2 separate regions of the Homo sapiens genome follow, and region 1 is linked to region 2. The links are chromatin loops, found by intact Hi-C in ENCODE. Cell type or tissue: mammary epithelial cell. All regions are shown on one strand.

What was found. A loop is a pair of places that touch in the nucleus more often than their neighbours do. Peaks named below come from ENCODE experiments on the same cell type or tissue, not always from the same donor. Only the 100,000 strongest peaks of a DNase experiment are listed, where the experiment ranks them.
Region 1: it touches region 2 in a loop (6-fold over the local background); 5 of 110 quality-filtered maps call a loop at or near these places.

What each region holds. Positions count from the first base shown.
Region 1 is chr17:40,950,581-40,958,580 of GRCh38, reverse strand. It overlaps KRT39 (keratin 39), which reads left to right. Exons shown (of 7, transcript NM_213656.4): 7 at 1-164. The region is part of intron 1 of LOC107985072 (a long non-coding RNA gene); the gene reads right to left. Among named protein-coding and RNA genes, the nearest start is that of KRT39, 12 kb to the left of the region's middle. RefSeq lists enhancers at 847-2,046, 3,945-5,144. In mammary epithelial cell, no CTCF peak of the experiment used is centred here; DNase peaks (open chromatin) are centred at 1,630, 4,490 and 5,720; H3K27ac peaks cover 7,278 bases.
Region 2 is chr17:41,056,968-41,064,967 of GRCh38, reverse strand. It overlaps KRTAP2-3 (keratin associated protein 2-3), which reads left to right and starts at 4,854. Exons shown (of 1, transcript NM_001165252.2): 1 at 4,854-5,728. The coding sequence starts at 4,918. The coding sequence ends at 5,304. RefSeq lists enhancers at 4,535-5,109, 5,110-5,684. In mammary epithelial cell, no CTCF peak of the experiment used is centred here; DNase peaks (open chromatin) are centred at 2,757, 4,557 and 5,507; H3K27ac peaks cover 2,374 bases.

The DNA of each region.
Region 1 (8,000 bases), 110 kb after region 2:
GACCCACATTTATGAAACAGAGGCCAATACATGCTCCTGCCAGAGAGGTTTAAGAAAACTCCCCAGTCCCTTAAGGTACTTAGTTTCTTACTACTACAGCGGGTCCCCATTGCTAGGTAGAATATCTTTTATTCTGCTCCTTCCCTAACTCACCACTGCTAACATGATAATAAATTACATTTCTCTGGAAGGATGTTTTGCATTTATCTGAGGGATGGGAACTGATTTGTAAGCACCCAGGAAGATGGCCTACATTGCTTGACTACCCAGGTGATTGATGGGCAGGTCTCTCTCTTGTTTACTCAGGCCTTGTTTACCGACATTCCTCCTTAGAGCCAGTCAGACAAGTTTAGGGTTGTTTTTGGCCACCGGCACCTGAAGGTGAAAAGCTACAACCTTCCCTTCTAAATGTCTTTGGATACAGAAAGAAACATATATGGGAACAGTATAAATAGGGGAAAAGATCTTTAATATTTAATTCACTTGTGTAGATAGTCACGAGTATGGATCCTATTAAACTCTGCTGTCTTAATTATGATTTATCTATACTAACATACTTTACCTTTCCAAAGATATTTTTTTAAATGTCCATGGTCTCCAAAACTTTGTGACCTATTAGGCTCTCCAAATATTTTATTTGAGAATCAGATAAGTTGTGGGGAGTGAATCTAGAACACTTTGAAGAAATAGCATGGGTCTTTTCATTAAACATTTGCTATTTCTCTTTCTATTCTTTAGGGAATGGGAGTTTGTTCTGATTGTTTGACAAGGAACATTTAGCTGGAATTCTCAAGAAATAACCCTTCTTCCCCTCCCTGTGAAGAGTGACAAAGAAAAACATAGCTTAGATTCCTGCTTCAATCTATCCATCAGAGTAAATGGACATAATATCCACACATTTTGCAGAAAAGCAATAGTGAATAATTGCTGCTTGTAAGTGCAAGGCAGTCCCAATGTGAGAAGGCATCATTTATATACCAGCCATCATCACAGCTTCTTACAGGATAGTCTCAGAATATGTAAGTCATTCCTGACAATAATCATTGGACATTGCCAGAGGTTTTAAGAAATAATTCAAAATCAAACACAGATGGGTAGTCAAAAGGCCTGAAGTCCTACACCTGCATTTCCCAGCTGTGACCTTGGGGAAAACATTTAGACTTCATCAAATTTAATTTCTGTGTTTGTTAAATGAGGATCATGCCTACTTCACAGGGTTGTTGTGATGATCAAATGAAATTGTTTATGTGACACTGCTTTGAATGCTGAAAAGCACCACCCAATGTAATTTTTATGTAAGTTTTGCTTTTAGCTACAGCCCTAGACCTATTTTTGTAATTATCTCATTTTAAAATTCTTTCTTCATGAATTTAGTTATCCAGTCATGATTTTGGAGTTTTAATAGTGTTTAACTTTTAGGAGAAAAAAAAACATGATTTCCTGTGATCAGGCCCACAATTCTACTCAATAAAGCATTTTTCAGTTCTTAGGGTATGTATCGCATATCAATGAGTCAATAATGCCTGATGCCCACATCAAAGACACATGCATTGTGTAACTTACAGCTTGATGATTTACTTCCTCCAGACAAGTAGCAACTTACACTAGGCAAGTGGAATGCAGAACTCCCAGAATGACCTCTTTTAAATCAATAATTTCTCTCTCATCTGAGTGGGCAGAGTACCTCCGGTCAGTAGTTAACTGCGTACTATCTCAGGCTGCAGGATGAAAATGTGGAAAGAGCATGGAACTGGGATTCAGAAACCTTGGGACGGAGTCTCAATCCAGCCTGGGCATGTATGACCTCGAGTAAATAGGATATAACAATATAAGCCCTGCCTACCACACGGCTGCAAGGATAAAATGGAATAATAATGGTGAAAGGGTCTCATAAACTGTAAGGTGCTTTGCAGAAGGGCATTCCTATTCCCTATATTTAAACCTAGACACATGTCGTTTCCATCAATACCTTCTTCCTTTCTTTCTGGTTCAGTGCTGGGCCCAGGTGGACCTTGATATATATCATCCACACTAAAATCTGCTCCGAGCTACAAAATTAGGGTTGAGGAATCTCACTGGACTCAAGCTAAGATTGAACTGATGCAGCAGTGCCATTTTCAGTTTATCCTAGAAGTAGGATGCCTTCCTCCTATGGAGAGCAAAATATCCCCCATGCCATTCATGGTTTTAAAAAATATATGATTATAAGCTGCACAGTAAAGAGGGGAGTTAGCCACTCGAAGGCTTGCAGTTTTGTTTTTTTTTTTAAGTGTCTTCTTCGTATAAGAGAATGTAAAACCATTTGCTGGTTGTATGCATGTGGTCAAAACTTTTAAAGGCAATAAGGAGACTGGATTTTTACTAGGAGGCTAAATAAGTATCCTACACAGCCACAGGAGGAAATTTAAGGTTTTATGACAGTTCAGCATAAGTCAGCAGCTAGAGCAGAAAAGGGGCTCGTGGGGAGGGAAAGTGTAATTTTAGCACAGTTCGAAAGACAACCATGAATCAGGAAACACAGCATGGTGTCCAGAGCCTGAGGTCAAATCCTATATCTCTGCTTCTCACTCTGAGGGTCCATAATTATATTTCTTAAAAAGGGAGATATTTTAGATATATTTTTTCTAGATTTTTTTCCTTTCTTCTTGTTGACTCCACTTCATGTCATAGCTAGTTTAAACTCTTCCAAACACAGAGGTAAGTAACCACGCTTCCCCCTTTCTCCTTGCCTCTCACCCCTTAACTGTCCCCCATCACCTGCCCCCATCACACAGCCCACACCCTTTGCATCCTTACTTCCCAGAGCCAATTCCAGCAATTGCTGATCAGAAGAGACTACCCAGAAACTTTTCCTCCAGAGTTCAGTTAGTGGTAACCCCTTACCTGACGTCCCGCCAAAACTTCTCCAGTGTGACCCAGAAGCCACCTGCAATTGCATTAATAGGGGAGTCTGTATCATTCAGATTCCTGGGCCTTACCCCAGACCTCCTGTATCTGCATCTCCAGCTGTGGGACCTGGGAATCCAAATTTTAACAAAAGTCTCAGCTGAAGTGTGTGCACTGAATTAAAAGCCACTGCTTTATCACTGATGGGGGCTTTTGGCTTAAAGATCTGAATGACTTGATGACTTATTTGAGGCTTTTAGATTTGGGCATAGCTTGATAGACAACCACACATGCAGATTCCCCCCTCCTTCGTGTCTATTCGCCTGTTTATAAAATGGAGTTAATCAATAATGACCAATAATTTAATAAATATCATCAACTCATTTAATCCTCACAACCCCATCATGAAGTAGATATTATTAATAGCCCCATTTCACAGATGAGGAAACTGCTGGGCAGAAAATTTAACTGACTCATCCATGCCGCACAATAATGGGATTGAATTATCAGTACTTTTATTTCCTTAGAAAGGTCAAATAGCACCTGATACAAGAACAGAAATAATCTGTAGTAGCAACAGCTTGCTTTTCAACTCTTCAAAGCACCCTTCTCCAGCTCATCACAGCTTCCAGTGAGAATCATCCAAGGAGTCTTTATCCCTCATCCAGAAATGCAGAGAATATGTGGATTTTTGAATGCGGAAGGTATTGGATGGCAGCTAATAGCATTTTTAATGTGAGAGATGGAGAATCTGGGGCACAGAAAGAACAGTAACTGGTCCATGGTACGTGGGTCGAAAAGAGGACCAGTGCTCTTTCTTCTGCTCCTCACTCTCCTTGTTCCCCGTCTTCTGCTCCTCACTCTCCTCGTTCCCAGGCACATCTGTAGTGAACAGGTGTGGACTGAGGCCTAATGTGAAGAACACTGGACCCCAAGACAGTGACCTCAGGCTCTAACTCTCAGAAGTACCATTTGGCTTCTCTGTGCTTAGACTCTGGGCAGTCACCATGGACTCTTCAAAGCTTACGTCCTTAGTTTCTCTTACAAGCTCTGACATTACTTATCATGTCTAGCTTTCTACCTCTGTAAATAAGAACTGACACCAAAAAAAGTCTTCCAACCCCCCCCACCCCACTTTGCCAGTGTCTTTTAAAGGCAATTGGATGGTATCAGTGAGATCTTCATGTCTTTAGAAGATAATGACTCTATGTTGTTATTAATTCCCATAATTTCCATTTTTCAAACAATGAAGAAAAGTATCTTACTCTAGACAGAAACGGATCCCTTACCTGAGTAAGTTTATCCTATTTCTGTCCATTTTGATTTAAAATTAAAGTTTTTATAATGAAAACACATTTTAAAAGCAAACATCCACTTTAAATGAGAGAAGGGGGGAAACATTAAAATTCAAGAGAAAAGGAAAGTGTCCCCAAAGAGAAGAGAATAGGTCATTATTAGGTTAGGAAGAATTTCTAGGCTGAGGCAATCAGCATCCGTGACACAGACTTGGGTTAGTCTCAGGGCAAGCAAACCTTGAATACATTGTTTCAACACTGTGATCAAATGTCTTTTATAGGAAATGAATCCTCTGGGTATTGGGCTGGCTAGAAATATCTGATCAGTGTGTTCATGAATGATTCACAAGTTTCATGGGAACAACCCACGCACCCAGTTCAAATGGGAACAACCCTGTTTGGCAACATTGAAAGGTTTGCTGTAATTATCCTTTCAGGTTAAACATCATATTTGGAGAGCTTTCCTAGGTGATGCTTTTGAGCCACAGGCTACCACTTACATGCACATGGGAAAAAATGTATATCAATGTTTCTAAACATCTTAAGAAGGCATCACAATAGCAAAATTTCTGAATATGTTTTCTTGATCCTCTCTCTCTCTCTCTCTCTCTCTCTCTTTCTCTCTCTCACCCCCCCCCCTCTTTCTCTCTCTCTGGAACAACCCAATAGTCAAGGCGGACATACTAGTCGTACCTGGAGAAAACATCTCAGACAGTAAGATCTCTTACTTTTTTCAGGAGGAGAGCAAGTTTGGGACTCCTTTCTCTTTTTCCTTCTCCAAAAACAAACAAACAAAAAAAACAGAAACAAAAAAGAATCAAAAAGGCCTTTCTGCTAATCCAGAAGCAAAAATTTCCGATATTACAGCTCGTTATGGAGGGCCACTGGGCACGCTAGTGCTCAAGAGTTTCCTGGAAAGGGTTGTATCCACCCATTTGGTATCTGTGGCCCTTAAAGAAACTGCCTAACTCTACTGACCCAGAAGACCTAGAGAGAGACCATGCTTTGGGCTGAACATCTCTAAACATGGGTAGCTGGTCATAAAGAACTACCCATCAACTGTATGTAAGAGTAAAAAGGTCTTCTCTCTGCACTTCTGTGGAGGATAAATGTCTGTCAGCTCATTTTCCATTGACCGGAAAAAAATAACTGTGTTCTCTTCCTTCACTGCCACTTTCTAAGAAACACCCCCTTCCCCACTCCCAGCATAGACTCTGGTTGCAGGGAGAAGTCTCACAGTGGAAGGTAAATAAAATTACTACCCATGTAAGAGGACTCTGTTAAGTTCAGTGGGGAAAGGAGACTAGGATGAAATCTCAGAACAAGCACCCTTTTAAAGGTATTAGAAAAACCTAGAAAAGAACTTTGGCCACCTTTGTTTAAAAAGCAGAATCATGTACTGATTAATAACACATACTTGAATCTAGACCAGCTGGGTCTCTGATTCCCAGCCCTGCCACATACCATGAGATCTTGGGCAAGTTACTTAATCTCTCTATTTCCTCATCTTTAAAATGGGGCTATTAATAGCATCTACTTCATAGGGCTGAGATGACATCATTAATTAATGCATGCAAAGCTCCTAGAGCATGCCTGGCACCCAGTAACCTTGTTAGTAGGATTGCATTATACTGCTTCGTGAAGCTTACTTCAGTTGGCAAAACAATCACATGAGAGCTAATGAATTATTTCACTTGAGCCAAATGACAATGGCATAGTCATGCAAAGCCATTCTGATAACTAATGAAAGTGCTATATTAAGGATAGAACCTTTCTTTTTAAAAGAAAGCTGAGTCACACCTGACCCAAAGTAAAAACCACATAAAGGTCCAACTCTTCTGTTTTCCAGAATGTTAGGGAGCTCAGTTGTAAAGGACCTCTCCATCATGTATCAACCTTCACAATCTTTGCGGCCAGTAGGAAGAAGATAGCCCTGGAGGAGAAGGGAGAACAGTTTGAAGTCATCCCTGTAACAGGATCACTTTTGTGGACAACTGAAATGACAGGGCAATTCAGAGAGGACTGATGGCCCTTCTCCTAGTACAATATCTGTTACCCTTGTCTCTTGTGGCCCTGATGTTTCCTGGAGTCAGGTTATGGTGTCAATGGAGAAAACAGCTGGAAGGCTTCTCCACCGCCAACACATAATAAAAGTAATCACAGATGCACAGAAGCCACAGTGTCTCCTAGGGCCAAAAAGTAGAAAGAGTAATGCTTCTTTCATTCAATTAAAAACTGATTAAATATTATGCCTCTAGACATTGTGCTACATGCTTTACATGAATTATCTCACTCAATTCTCACAATGGCCCTACCATACTATGGTTATTACCACATTACTAACAAGTGAACTAAGGCTTACAGAAGTTAAGTAATTTGCTCAGTGTCACAGCTAGTAAATGTTAAAGTCAAAATCTGAACAAACTCAAATCCTCTATTCCAAATGCCCAATCAATTAAATAATTACTCAAGTTTGAAAATGTCATACATGTAGCCTAATGAAAGCTATAAAGAATTAAAGAAATAATGCTTGTCTTGGAGGTCTAAAGAAGGTGAGCCATATCCCTGGTGGTTCAAGTGGTTAAGAAAATATTTTAAAAAGAGAAAGTGAGCCCTAAAAACACAACACAACAGTGTCCAGCCCAATCCAGGAAGGGGCAACACTGAACTCATGAACACCATCTAAGCACGTGTGGACTTGAGGCAGTTTTTCAACCTCATTCCTCAAGACCCCATATCCCTCTTCTAGTTCCATTTTTGACAAAAGCCTTCATATTACAATTTGGTTTCTCTAATTCTTAGGTACAACAAAGAAGGTGCATTGATTTGCAGTTGGGAACTCTGTGGTTGCAAAATGGATCATCTTTCAATGTTAAATTAATAAGTTTGCATTCTGTCTCTTTCATCTGGCACTTAAAAGTCAGGTTACTCTGAGTCAGCTCCTGAGAATCCCTTTGGTTCTGGTGCACTAATAACCCACCAGCCTAAGAACAGACATAGACCACTGTGACTTCACAAGAAAGTATCACCTTGTGAAGTTCTGCTTTGGAGACCAGATGACCTAACTCAACAGCATCTTCATCTCTTCTCATTCTAACCACAACAATTAGGCTGTTGGATTTGTGTGAAGTTTATTGCTAGAAGATTGGCACAGTATAGCCCTGCTCTACTAGATATAAAGCCAAGAGGTCTTGAATGGAGAAGCATTGGGAAAGTGTAGGTCTCATTTCTAACTAGTTCATATTCATGGCGAGCATAGGCTCAAAACAATGAATGCCGGATATTCATGTTTCCAACAATTTGTGGCTTCATCAGCAATTGTGGGCTGCCAAAGCTGCAGGGGACTTCCTGGTTTTGACCCATCCCAAGAGTAACAGGACACAAGGCTGATAGGATGAAATATCCAAAGTCCACCCCCAGGATTCCATTTTTTTTCTTTTTTTTTTTTTGAGACAGAGTTTTGCTCGTGTTGCCCAGGCTGGAGTGCAATGGCACGATCTCGGCTCACCGCAACCTCCACCTCCTGGGTTCAAGTGATTCTCCTGCCTTGGCCTCCCAAGTAGCTAGGATTACAGGCATGCGCCACCATGCCCAGACAATTGTGGTTTTTTTTTTTTTTTTTAGTAGAGACAGAGTTTCTCCACGTTGGTCAGGCTGGTCTCGAACTCCTGACCTCAGATGATCCACCTGCCTTGGCCTCCCAAAGTGCTGGGATTACAGGTGTGAGCAACCACACCCACTGCCCCCCCCCACCCCCACAGGGTCCCTTTTAAGAAAGGCTACAAATTATAATTAGAGGGATGGTAATCAGAAATGAAA
Region 2 (8,000 bases):
GGAATTGTTTATCAAGGGACCTCCAGTTGACAGGTGCTGCCTGATTAGTGATGAACAAGCTACATGCCTTGTATCCAAGAAGCTTATGGTCTAATGGAATAGACAAAAGGAAAGACAATGTTCATGAAGAGGGGTAGAAGTGGGAATAGCATATGCCAAGCCCAGAATGACCACTGGTAGTAAACTGACCAGCACAGCGCATCTCATCTTCTTACCACAGTTCCTAGAGTAGCATTTTTCAAAGTGTGGCCCATGCGTCATACACAATAGAATCTCTTGCAATTGCCTATTAAAATGCACATTCTTAGGCCCCAAACCAAACCTAATGAATCAAAATCTCTGGGAGTGGGGCCCAAGGCTGTTTATTTTCTATCACTTCCATGTAATTCATTAGAATTTCAGGACCATTATTTCAGAGGAAGACCAGGATTTGAGCTCCTTGAGGGCTTAACAAGCATGGCCTGGAAGCCTTCCAAGAATAGTCACAAGGACAAGCCACAATGAAGACACCCAAAGTGAAGAAAAAAATGTAATATAATAATAAGTATGAAACAGCACCTGCTAAACTGTAATCAGAAGAATCGGTTTGGCAGAGAAGTGAATGTAAATGAATGTGCAAAAAAACAGTATCTTGAGTTTGTCATAGGTGGAATAAAATGACAACAAAAAAAGAGAGACAAAAAGTAAGAGATAAGGGATGAATAAAAAGTGAAGAGGGGAGGCAAGGCAATGAATAGGAGGAAGAGTGAAGAGGAAGATGATGGAGATGATGAGAAAGACAGAAGAGGAACAGAGACAGGCACTAGGATTCCTGGTACAAGTATTTGGTATTTGAAGATGTTACAGGAGAGCTAGGCCAGTCCTCAGATTACCCATGTGGCTAGGAAGTGTGTGCACATCAGGTGGTCTGCTGCCTGTCCTTTGCCCATCTCTATAGATCCATGTCTCACTGCTCCCCACTAAGATTCACTTCAAGCAACACTGACCTTATAGTTATTAAACATTTGCAGTTCCAAATGTTTCGCTTTTCCTCATGTTCTTTCACTTATCTGTTCTTTTACACACTCTTTCTCTTCACCTTCATCACCTACTTAACTCTGATTCATTTCCAAGATTCAATTCAGTCTTCTCCAGTAGTCCTGTCCCAACCCCTGTATCACACAAACACATGTGCAAATGCATACACACACACACACACACACACACACACATACAGGTTAGGAGCTCTCAGCAAGTTCCAATAGCTTACCTCCCTCCCCATAAGGCATTGTATTGAGATTATATGTTTTTTTGCCTCCAAGGAGGGGACCACAGTTTGTTTTTGGCTTCCAATACTGAGCTCAAAGTTTAATACGTAGCCGGTACTTAATTTCTGTTTGTTTAGTTGTCAAAATAAAAGGAAATTGTCTTTACCACAAGAATTTTAAAAGGTAGATAATTATTTAAAGAAAAAATTTTGGCATTAGTGTAACTTAACCTCTCTGACTCTCGAGTTTTCTCATCCGCAAAATGGGAAAAGCAACATTTACCAATGTAGATTGCTAGGGAAGTTAAATAACAATTATAACTTTTTATGTATGCAAGATGCCTGGCACATAGTTAAATGCCCAGTAACATTCATTTATATTCCTTGTGGAGCATTTGGACATCACTGTATCGAACAGGCTCAAAAGATGTGCTATCTACTACATATCAACTCACTGGGAATGGGAACAAATTCAGGGGAGGGCTTTACTAACCAAACTTAAATTGTAATTTTTTTTCAGGATAGTCTACATCTACCAGTAGGAATAGATTTTCTAATAAATATAATGAAGAAGGCAAAAAAAAAAACCCACAACAACTTGGCATCAGATTAAGGCTGTCTCAGAATGAAAATAATCTTTAAAAATTCATTCTACAAGTCCACAGGAATGAGTCCTAGATTATAGGATTTATGAATAGGAGTGCAGCATCAGGTAAAAGAAGGATTGAGCAACATGTAAGTATCTGATGGTTCGACTCTTTCTTTCACATTGAACCTTCCAAGGGAATTAAACAACTCAAAGCTGTAATAGACCTCAAAAGATTACTTTGCCTTCCCTGACTTTAGGCAAATGAATATCTAAAAAACTCAGATGAAATTTTTAAAAAAATTCTAGCAACAAATTCCACCAGTCCCCTGATCATTTAGTTTTTCTGTCTCTCACAACTAAACTCTTTTCTTTTCTAATTATATCTAATTAATTATATCCCTTTCTCTGTCTTCCATGTTTGTATGGATTTTATGATAAGCCAGCCTCTGAAGAACACCAGGCACCGAAGACTCTGCCCATTTTACAGATGAGGAAACCTGGCTAAGGGTAAGTCATTTACTCTAAGTTAGACAACTGCAAAGAGGTGGAGAAAGGACTGGAATCCTTCTTTATCTTCTCCATTTTCCTCCTGCCCTGTGCCCGTCAATATTCCCCATCCCATCCCTGACTCTTATGATTGGAGGATATTTTTAAGATTATTTCTGAGAACGAAGTCCTTAAGGAATGTATTTTCTAATTTTAGAATTTTAATAATTTTCCTAACATCTAGTGGCTTCCAGACTAGTTCCTAACAAAATATAATTCATAAAACTATTAAGAAGAGGGCATGGCCCACCATCACAAGAGGTCACCAACACTACATTCTTTATCTATCCAACTACAAAAATCTCACAAGTTATTTTCACTGTGCTTCAGATTTACTTGTTTCCATCCTGGTGATTATGCACTTGAAGAATGTGTGGAACTTGAATAACATGACTAAAAAAGTCCATGTGGTAAAGACCAGGGATACATCTCTTGTCCAATAGCTTAGGACTATTAATGTGCTACAGCAAGGGAGACCACATGGCTGAGGACCATGGGGCATCCTCCCAAACAAAGGAGGAGAAATGTTATTATAAAATGTTGAGGAATGGTGGGGTAAAATTACGTGACATAGTGTTTTCATAGGCTCAAGAAAAACAGGGCTGTGTATAAAAAATAATTAACACCAGACCTGAGCTGTGAAACAGACTTATGGTCCTCTTTCACTGGAAACTGTATAGTTGAGACAAATGGGGAATGTTGTGTCTGCAAGTCACTTGTCTGAAATTCTGTACCTGGGTTGGGTACTGAGGTTGCTTCTCTGTCCAGATGACTTAGATCCTGTCTAGGCAAGAGTGAAATGTTTCCTTCTTACTGATGTGGCTTGGAAGAGCAAGGTTTCTAACAGCCTATAATTTTAGAAAACAGTATTTCTTAGTACTGTGTTCTTTTGTTAACAAAAGCAGTGGATTTACAGACATATTTCTCTTTTTAGTTTGGCATCTCTGTATACATTCCAAAACAAAGAACAGAATGCTAAACCATGTATCAAGTGAGTACTTATTTTATTTCACTAAAGGGAATAAAACTTTTTAATAACTACTGCTACATGTTATCTATTTTGAGTGACTCCGAGTTGGAAAAAGACTGGGAGACATCACCAGTGTTTCTACTCCACAGAAGACCTGTGGTATTGCTAAATATTTGCCACTCTTTGATCCGTACGACTTTGGAGGAATTCATTTTGTAAATCTGGTCTTCCAAAAACTGTGATGGACTATGATGGATCATAGACTCAAAGGACTTCAAAGATCAGGGATATGATAGACCAAAGGGTGTATTTTTAAAAAGAGAAAACAAAACAAAACACACCTCAGAGGTAAATTTGCACTGAAGACCATCAGCATTCCTTGGACAATGTTATCTTTAATCTACCTTCCAACTCTAAATTTATTTTCTGTATTCCTATTCATCTTTGCTATGGCTGGAAAAGACAAAGCTATTTTATTGGTCACCAGCTAAACTAATTCCCCTTGTCTTTTTCATAATGCCACCTTCCCACCTCATAAACAAACAAAACCCTCAGCCAACAAACTAAAGAAGCTGTGACAGAAAGATAATTGATTCCTTTGTAGATATTGTCCATAGATTTTTAAGTATGTAATACAAAGTGCATATGTCAAAGCAAGAAAGCAAGAAATAGCCCAATTTCAATTTTATTTCTAGGTCAATAATCAGGGAAGGGCATTCAGAAAGGCACAGAATGAATGAAATCCCCATTTAGTTTGACCTTATTGTTCCCAGAAAAGTTCTTTCCCTTTAATTGCTTGATTTATCTTTGTCTTGCCTTACTAAAAGTTATGATTACTATGTGATAGGAAACTATTTGAAAGCTATTTTTCTTTCCTTTCCCCCTCCACCCCCAAATAGTACAGTACCATCTACATAATAAGTGTCTCATAAGTGTTAATGAGTTATAAACCAACTCAGATTACTAAAATAAAATCAGTCTAGCAGCTTTGGTGATGATTTTCTTATAAACAAGGTTAGGCACTGTGTCATTAAACACTGGGCCATTCTTTCCATAGCAGAATCAATACACATCTGCTCTTATGAGCCATTTTGGTTTTTAAGAAATTCTTGCTTGATCTCAATGCCAATCAGAAACCCAGCCTGTGACTCATGAACATTCCAGTCCCATGCTTAAGTCACGGATGGCAGCGAACAAGAGGAAAGTGTGATGGTGGCTGGATTCTTCAAACTTGCACCTTCTCACATGGCATGGCCTGGAAGGACTAGCTGATAGATGAGCAATTGTTCTGATGATATACATGACCAGGTATTCCGTTCTAGGGAAAAAGTAGACAGGTAGAAAACAAAGCATTCTTTAGTGATTTAGGGATCGCTGCCTCAGCAGTTAAATCCAGAGTTCTCATTTCAACGGGCAGCTACAACTCCAGGAAATGACCTCATGTCCTGGGGGTCATCAGCATCCAGCTAGGATATATAAAGGGCCCAGAGTGGAACGAGGACATTCACACCTGAGAACATCCAGCTCCTCTCAACAGCCCAACCCACACCAGCCTCAGACACCACCATGACCGGCTCCTGCTGCGGCTCCACCTTGTCCTCCCTGAGCTACGGGGGAGGCTGCTGCCAGCCCTGCTGCTGCCGCGACCCCTGCTGCTGCCGCCCCGTGACCTGCCAGACCACCGTGTGCCGCCCCGTGACCTGCGTGCCCCGCTGCACGCGCCCCATCTGCGAGCCCTGCCGCCGCCCGGTGTGCTGCGACCCCTGCTCCCTGCAGGAAGGCTGCTGCCGCCCCATCACCTGCTGCCCCTCGTCGTGCACGGCTGTGGTGTGCAGGCCCTGCTGCTGGGCCACCACCTGCTGCCAGCCTGTGTCTGTGCAGTCCCCCTGCTGCCGGCCTCCCTGCGGCCAGCCGACCCCTTGCAGCACCACCTGCAGGACCTCCTCCTGCTGAGACCCCACCTCTCCTCTCAACGCACGAAACATTCCCAGGTGCACAGAAGCTTGTGCAGACTCTTCTACCCCTTCTGGATCAGATGAGAGACTCCACCTTTGCAGCCTAGCTGATCCTCAAGCACGAATTCAACAATAACATCCTATCTATTTCCCCACATAATTATGCAGCTAATCCTGGCCCTCTCTGACAATCTTGAGAAAAATTCCAGCTTTCATCATTCGAATTCCTGGCTTGAAAAAAAAAACGAGTAAATAAAAATCAAAGCTCCTCTTGAATAGAACTCTGTCCCACTGACTCATCACCCTTTTTTCTACTGTTTCAAGGTTCTCAGATGAGATTTTTTTCTTCCAGGATAATACTATTTGTATGCTGTATTTTTGCACTGTAAAAAAAAATAAAATTATATTTCTGGGGAAGCAAACATTTCTTTTTATTTATTGTTTATTGCTCTTCAAAAGCTCATATTTAGCTTACATTACAGCATGCAGAACCAGAAGAACGAAAGGAGAGATTTTCTAAGGGCCATTTTTGAGCTTTAGAATAGGAACAACTCAGGTGGAAGGTCTATAATTTTAATAGCATTTCAAATAAATCTGATCATCTCATGATTCACCTTCATATTTCGAGTCGCAGGTTTTATGGTGATGCTGACGAAATGGTGAGACTACAGTAGGTCTCTGTAAACATAAACTTGACTTATGAATAATTCACACACATGATAAGGGGGAGGAAGTCTAAGCTAAGTTATAGCCCTATTTGTTCACCAATGTAGGAAACTGTACGGTAATTGATGTCAAACAAGACCTGGGAATCCCTAGCCACTGAACATCCTATGCTGGAGGAACCACTATCCCATCTTCTCCATGGTTCCCGTCAGCACCACCATGGCCAGTTCTACTTCCAGTGGAGTGGCTGCTGCTGAGAAGACAGGGAGAAATGAAGCCTTGGTTGTAATCATCCTAGTTTTGAGCTCCGCATACATCTTAACCATTTAAACAACTGCAATGCGGTTGAAATGCTGATAACATTAATCCATACTGCATATATTTTTGATTTTGTTAAATACTTGTATGTTGGTAAGGAAGGCTAACCACTATCATTTTCCTGATAAATATCTTTTTAGTTCCTAGCATGTGATAGAAAAGAGATTTCTTTGATTGTTCAGCATGTATTCCTGGGCATATCTACCTGCCCATTGAGAGAAGTGAGGCAAGGGAAGCTTTGTGAGGGCAGGGGTCTTTAGTCTTTTTAATTTAAATTTATTTCAAGTTCAGGGGTACATGTGCACGTTTGTTATATAGGTAAATTGTGTGTCACAGGGTTTTGGTATACAGATTATTTCATCACCCAGGTAATAAGCATAGTAACAGATGGCCAGGTGCAGTGGCTCAAGCCTGAAATCCCAGCACTTTGGGAGGCTGAGATGGGTAGGTCACTTGAGGCCAGGAATTCAAGACCATCCTGGCCAACATGGTGAAACCCTGTCTCTACTAAAAATACAAAAAGTAGCTGGGCATGGTGGCATGCGCCTGTAATCCAAGCTACTCAGGAGGCTGAATCAGGAGAATCGCTTGAACCTGGGAGGCAGAGGCTTTGGTGAGACAAGGTTGCGCCACTGCACTCCTGCCTGGGTGACAGAGTGAGACTCTGTCTCAAAACTTAATTAATTAATTAATTTAATTAAACAAAAGCATAGTAACAGATAGATGGTTTTTTTATCCTCACCCTCTTCCCACCATCTGCCCTCAAGTAAGCTTCAGTATCTGTTGTTCCCTTATTTGTGTCCATATGTACTCAATGTTTAGCTACCACTTATAAGTGAGAACATGCCGTATTTGGTTTTCTGTATCTGTGTTAGTTTGCTTAGGATAATGGCCTCCAGCTTCATCCACATTGCTACAAAGGACATAATTTCCTTTTTTATGGCTGTATAGTATTCCATGGTGTATGTGTACCACATTTTCTTTATCCAGTCCACCCTTGATGGGTATTTAGGTTGATTCCATATCTTTGCTACTTTGAACAGTGCTGCAATAAACATATGCATGTATATGTCTTTATGGTAGAATGATTTCAATCCCTCTGGGTCCATACCCACTAATGGGATTGCTGGGTTGAATGGTAATTCTGTTTTAAATACTTTCAGAAATTGCCAAACTGCTTTCCACAATGGCTGAGCTAATTTACATTGAGGGCCAGGATCTCGACTAACTTTGTTCACTACTAGATTCCCACTGATCTGCACGATATTTGGCACATTGAGTATAATCAGAAATGATGTGTTGAATGATAAATGAGTAAGTTCTAAGGGGATTGGTTAAAACAGAGAAAGACATTATCATTCCATCCCAACTCTCAACTCATGCTGGATATGCATATTCTTAAAATAAAACAATAAACCAATCATGAAGAAAGATCTTTTTTCTGGAAATATGGTAAAAGTTTCTCAACAAGAAGACTGTTATATTCAAAAACTTTACATTTGCAGTACGTGCACAATGGAGTTTTATCTTTTTTAACGGTTTGGTAATTAACCAATGGATAGGCTCACAAGTCTAATTTCTTTCTATATATTCTTGATCACTGTTTTCAAAATTCGTTAAGTACATCTGTTTTTCTCCTCTCAGAGTTTTTCTTGTTAGCCTTCTAGAGACCTCCTTATTTAAAAGTGTTTTCTCAAATGGACAATGCCT